Regions from separate parts of the Homo sapiens genome. Here region 2 is linked to region 1. Evidence: chromatin loops called from intact Hi-C (ENCODE). Cell type or tissue: OCI-LY7. All regions are shown on one strand.

The links. A loop is a pair of places that touch in the nucleus more often than their neighbours do. Peaks named below come from ENCODE experiments on the same cell type or tissue, not always from the same donor. Only the 100,000 strongest peaks of a DNase experiment are listed, where the experiment ranks them.
Region 2: a loop joins it to region 1, with 4 times the contacts of the local background. A loop is called at or near these places in 10 of 110 quality-filtered maps.

The regions. Positions count from the first base shown.
Region 1 is chr16:10,970,393-10,972,892 of GRCh38, forward strand. It overlaps CLEC16A (C-type lectin domain containing 16A), which reads left to right. Exons shown (of 24, transcript NM_015226.3): 5 at 733-838; 6 at 2,162-2,167. Among named protein-coding and RNA genes, the nearest start is that of CLEC16A, 27 kb to the left of the region's middle. RefSeq lists silencers at 1,140-1,434, 1,758-1,935. In OCI-LY7, CTCF peaks have their summits at 1,272 (motif pointing right) and 1,483; a DNase peak (open chromatin) is centred at 1,279.
Region 2 is chr16:11,370,705-11,373,204 of GRCh38, forward strand. It overlaps LOC400499 (putative uncharacterized protein LOC400499), which reads right to left. Exons shown (of 67, transcript NM_001370704.1): 67 at 1,311-2,034. The coding sequence ends at 2,030. The region is part of intron 1 of LOC105371082 (a long non-coding RNA gene); the gene reads left to right. Among named protein-coding and RNA genes, the nearest start is that of RMI2, 26 kb to the left of the region's middle. RefSeq lists an enhancer at 21-521. In OCI-LY7, CTCF peaks have their summits at 1,246 (motif pointing left) and 1,448; DNase peaks (open chromatin) are centred at 77 and 1,217; H3K4me3 peaks cover 524 bases; H3K27ac peaks cover 1,604 bases.

The DNA of each region.
Region 1 (2,500 bases):
ATAAGCACAAGACCAGAAATGATCTCATTTAATCTGGAAACCATAAAGTAGATGTTATTATCCCCATGTTATAGATGTAGAAACAGAGGTTTAGAAATACTGCATTGCACAGGTTAGAAGTGGTAGAATGGGTAATGAACCCAGGTCTGACATTATCTGGACTCATTTTCTTTTTAATTATAATTTTCAAAGTAGAGATGAGGTCTCGTCACATTGCCCAGGCTGGTCTCAAAACTCCTGACCTCAAGCAATCCCCCCTCCTTGGCCTCCCAAAGTGCTGGGATTCTGGGCATGAGCCACCACTCCCAGCCAATCAATCAGTGATTACTACTACTACCACTACTACTGCTCTTTTTTCTTTTTTCTTGTTTTGAGACAGGGTCTTGCTCTGTTGCCCAGCCTGGCGTGCAGTGGCACGATCACATCTCACTGCAGCCTCCAACTCCTGGGCTCAAGCCAACCTCCCACCTCAGCCTCTCCCAAGTAGCTGGTACTATGGGTGTGCACCACCACACGGACTTGGACTCTTCTGTTTCTTCCATGGCTTTGCCTTCCTGTCCCTTTCTACATGCCCCATTGGGAATGAACCACTGACTTACGGTTCACATTGGCAACATTTTTTTTTTTTTTTTTGTCTTTTTCTGAAGTCTCTGATGGAATTCAGAGAGTTGGGGTGGGGCCAGGCCTGGCTTATGGGCTTATAATTTGTTTTCGTTATTTCTTTTGTTTTAGCACACCAATGACTTTGCCCTGTACACAGAAGCCATCAAGTTTTTCAACCACCCTGAAAGCATGGTTAGAATTGCTGTAAGAACCATAACTTTGAATGTCTATAAAGGTAAGTGTCCTCATGGGCTTGTGTCTCGGCTGATTTCTGACTTGGCAGCAAGCACTCACTCCCGTGTGTGTGCGTACAGTTCTCCGATTGTCACGAGGGAGCACATTGATGATGAGCCGTGGCAGCTTCTCTCATGAAAAACTTGGAATCCCCTAGCATTTAGCTGGCCGCTCATGGAAATCCTTGCCTTCTCCAGGCATGTCGAAGTCTTGCTCATGCTGCTACATAGAAGTAGGATGTCCTGAGAGGCACGTGTGGGATTCAGAGTGGCTATGTTTTAGAATTTGAGAAAGCAAAGTTGTCTTTTTAATGTGTCATTTAAATTTTTGTGTCTTGGCTTGTGAAATATACTTTAATACAGCTAAGGGGTAATTTGACTTTTAAGTAATATATAAAAGCATGTCACATTGTGAACAGCAGGGGGCAATGTTGTATTCCCAACAGGCTGCAAAGCCCAGCACTAACAATTCCTCCTTTCCCTCAAGATGTTCTTAATGCCCAAAACATTGCCCCAGGGAAAAAGCCATTCCCCCACTCTCCGCTGCACTGACACAAAGGCTGCCTGGCCACAAGTTTCCTGAACTGGAATTGCCCTTCCAAGGCGATGCTTGGAAGTTCTCTGCCTAATTCCTGGGTTATTTTCCCCGGAGTCACCACAGTGGAGATGGGACTATTTTCTCAGGGATGAAAGGGCTTTGACTTTCATGAGCCAAAATGTTATTACTCCCTAATGAGGGTGGGGGCTTCTCAGGGACTCACTCCAGCCTAGCACTGGGCTTACATTAAATTTAAGAACCTTTCTAAGAGCCCAACTGGACCCACCCAGGGGTCGCAAACTGAGGACCTGTGGGCCATATCCAGCCATCAGACATGTTTTAACTGGCTTAGTTTTTGAAAAAATGTGTAGTTGCCAGTATTTAAAAATTGGGAGATCTTCCATGATAATCTGGATTTGCACCTTGAAGATGTAGATTTGGCTAGTCAAGGCCCACAGTCCTGCAGTTGGGGGGGTCAGCTGGCACAGAAGCAGCTGCCCCTTTGGGGTCAAGGCCCGTGCTCCCAGGTCACACGCTGGACCTCTGGCAACTAGCCAACGTGGCAGGCTTGTAAGATTGTGACCCTGGTCCAAGCCACAGTTGGTTCTGCTGCCTCCTGCTCTGTTTTCTCCTGTCTCCTTCTAACCTTATCTCTCTGTGCAGATGCCTCCCACCCTAGTCTCTCTCCCTCTGAGCAGCTCTCTCACCTTCCCAGGTCCTAACCCTGTTAACTGTTGTCTGTTTTTTGCTTTTCCTTCAATGACGATTCCTGTGTTCCTTATTCCAGTGTCATGTAAGTTATTAACCTCTGGTTTTCTGCTTTCTTAATCTACCCTTATATGTAAATACCTTGCTTGAGAATGGTGTAATTCTCAGTGTAGTCTAGCTCAGTCTGCTACTGATAAGTAGGCTCTCCCATGCACCATTAATGTTTAGCCCAACTAATTTATTTTTAAGTATAAAATATCATAAGAACTGCCTTGATGACTATAGTTTTATGAATAAGATAAACATTTTTAAGTATTTCCAGGAAAGACAGACAATTTCAGATTATAGCAGAGGGCTTTTTCATTGTGGTTTTTGGGTTTTGCTTTGTTTTTGTTTTTTTTTTAATCTTCCCCAAGTT
Region 2 (2,500 bases), 400 kb after region 1:
GACTCTGAATTGCTCATGGGCCCCTGAGCACCAGTGATTTGCTTTTCTTTTATTGCAAAAGCAGAAGTGGGGGTTGAGTGAGCTTGGGCAGCCTTGGGAGGCAGGCAGGCCCGCGTCAGTGCCATCCTGGCTGTTTGTAGCTTGTATGACCTTGGGGAAATCCCCTCAACTCTCTGAGCCTTTGTTTCTTCTCTCATTAAGTGGGGATCATCCGTTCCTCATTGGACTATTGTAAGGCCTAAGATCAAACTTTTTTTTTTTTTTTTTTTTTGAGATGGAGCCTTCGCTCTGTCGCCCAGGCTACAGTGCAGTGGCACGATCTCCGCTCACTGCAAGCTCCACCTCCCGTGTTCACGCCATTCTCCTGCCCCAACCTCCCAAGTAGCTGGGACTACAGGAGCCCGCCACCTCACTCGGCTAATTTTTTGTATGTTTAGTAGAGACGGGGTTTCACCGTGTTAGCCAAGATGGTCTCGATTTGCTGACCTCATGATCCACCCACCTTGGCCTCCCAAAGTGCTGGGATTACAGGCGTGACCCACTGTGCCCGACCCAAACTTTTTTTTTTTTTTTTTGAGACGGAGTCTCACTCTGTCGCCAGGCTGGAGTGCAGTGGTGTGATCTTGGCTCACTGCAGTCTCCGCCTCCTGGGTTCAAGCAGTTCTCTGCCTCAGCCTCCTGGGTAGCTGGGATTACAGGCGCCAGCCACCATGCCCGGATTTTTTTTTTTTTTTTTTTTTTTTCCAGTAGAGATGAGGTTTCACCGTGTTGGCCAGGCTGGTCTTGAATTCCTGACCTCATGATCCACCCGCCTCGGCCTCCCAAAGTGCTGGGATTACAGGCGTGAGCCACTGCACCCAGCCCCCAGATCAAACATCTTTCAAGGCACTTGGAGCAGTGCCTGGTCTCCAGGGTCTTTAGGCTGTAACCACAGCAAAGCACTCAAATCACAGCCACTCTCCCTTCTGTCTTCCCTCCAGTGTGGGGGTGTGGAGGACCAACCTTCTTGTTCCCATTCACCCTGGAGTTCTTTCTTCTGAACTTCATCTAGCACCTGCTATGCACCAGGGATTCATGGGGGGGATGGTGGGGCGGAGGTCAAGGACGGTCAAGTCTGGCCTTCAGCTTGCCTCAGTCCCCGTGGCTGATGCCTTGCCCTTTGCTCTGGAATCTGGGCCCTACAAGCTCCTACCAGGCTCAGTGCAGAGAGGGCTCGAGGGCACCCCCTATCGGTGAGCAGATTCCATAGCTGCCCACGCCTCCCCCTCTCTTGAGTGGATGATCAACCCCAGCAATCTAGAGACATGTTCTTGGATTCTGCCAGCTTTATTTTTCAGTTGAAAACTCAAAGGAAAAAGTTACATTCCCAAAAGAAAGTAAAACACTTCCAATGATGTAGCCTGGAGGCCTGAGTTCACAGGTGCCCCTACCAAAACAGAGGCCCTCCCCAGGGTCCCCTGAAGCATTCAGTCCCAGTGTGTCTACCCCAAAGAGAGAAGCTGCCTACCTGGGCTTCTGATTAAGAGGCTTGGGGCCATCACTTCCCTTCAAGGAAACTCCTGCCTGAAAAGACCCCTGGATCAGGCAGGGAAAGCCAGTACCAAGCAGCTGAGGACCTGGCTTCGTGTCCCCCACCACGCAGTCAGCGTTCTGAAGCAGTGGCTTCCCAAATGGCTGTTGAATAAGTGAATAAATCTCTTGGGCATGAACAGGGGCCAGGTGGAGTTTTCTCTGCAGAGCTGGTACTTGCTGGCCGCACTGTCTCCTGGTTTGCAGTGGAAGTGTGGAGGAAGGGGGAGAATTACTCAGACCAGTGGGAGAGTTTCATGTCCCCCGGAAGTATTTTGAGCCCAGTGGCAATGAGCCCTGCTTCCGTGCGTTTGCAGCACGTGCGGTTCTGAGTTTCCCGGCATTCCATGCTGGTTATTCTGTCCCAGCCATGAATCTTGTCATTGTCAGGGAGCTGGAATTGCAGTAGAAGGTGAAGGAGTTTGAAGTCTGGCAGCCTAGTGCTGGCATAGACAAAATCTCAAACTGTAAAGGAGAGAGAAAAGTAAGACCAGGCTATGGGCCCCTGAGGAGAGGGGCCCCTGCTGTTTCCTGAAATAAATTATGCTAGGGCCCCTGGCCTTCATTATTAAAAGGACAACTCCCCATCCACTCCCACTCATCTCCCTCCCGCCTTTTTGTAAGAGCAGCGGGCATGGGTCAATGAGTCCCCTACAGCTGCAGGGCCTTTGCAGGCAGCGGTGCTAGGCCCAGCCTGCTGAGTTCCTTGGAAATTGAACAAGCATCTGTGGAGTGCTCACTCTGTGTCAGGTTCTGCTGCCAGCACCCTCGACACAGAGAAGACCAAGACATAGTTCCTAGCCAAGGGGAGGGCGGAACCTTAGCACACGATGCTTTGAGAGCTCAGGATGCATCCAACCCAAAGTGTGGGCTAAAGGGAGCTCACTGTGTGGGTGAGATCTTCAGTACAGCATGCAGTGGAGGCCATGAT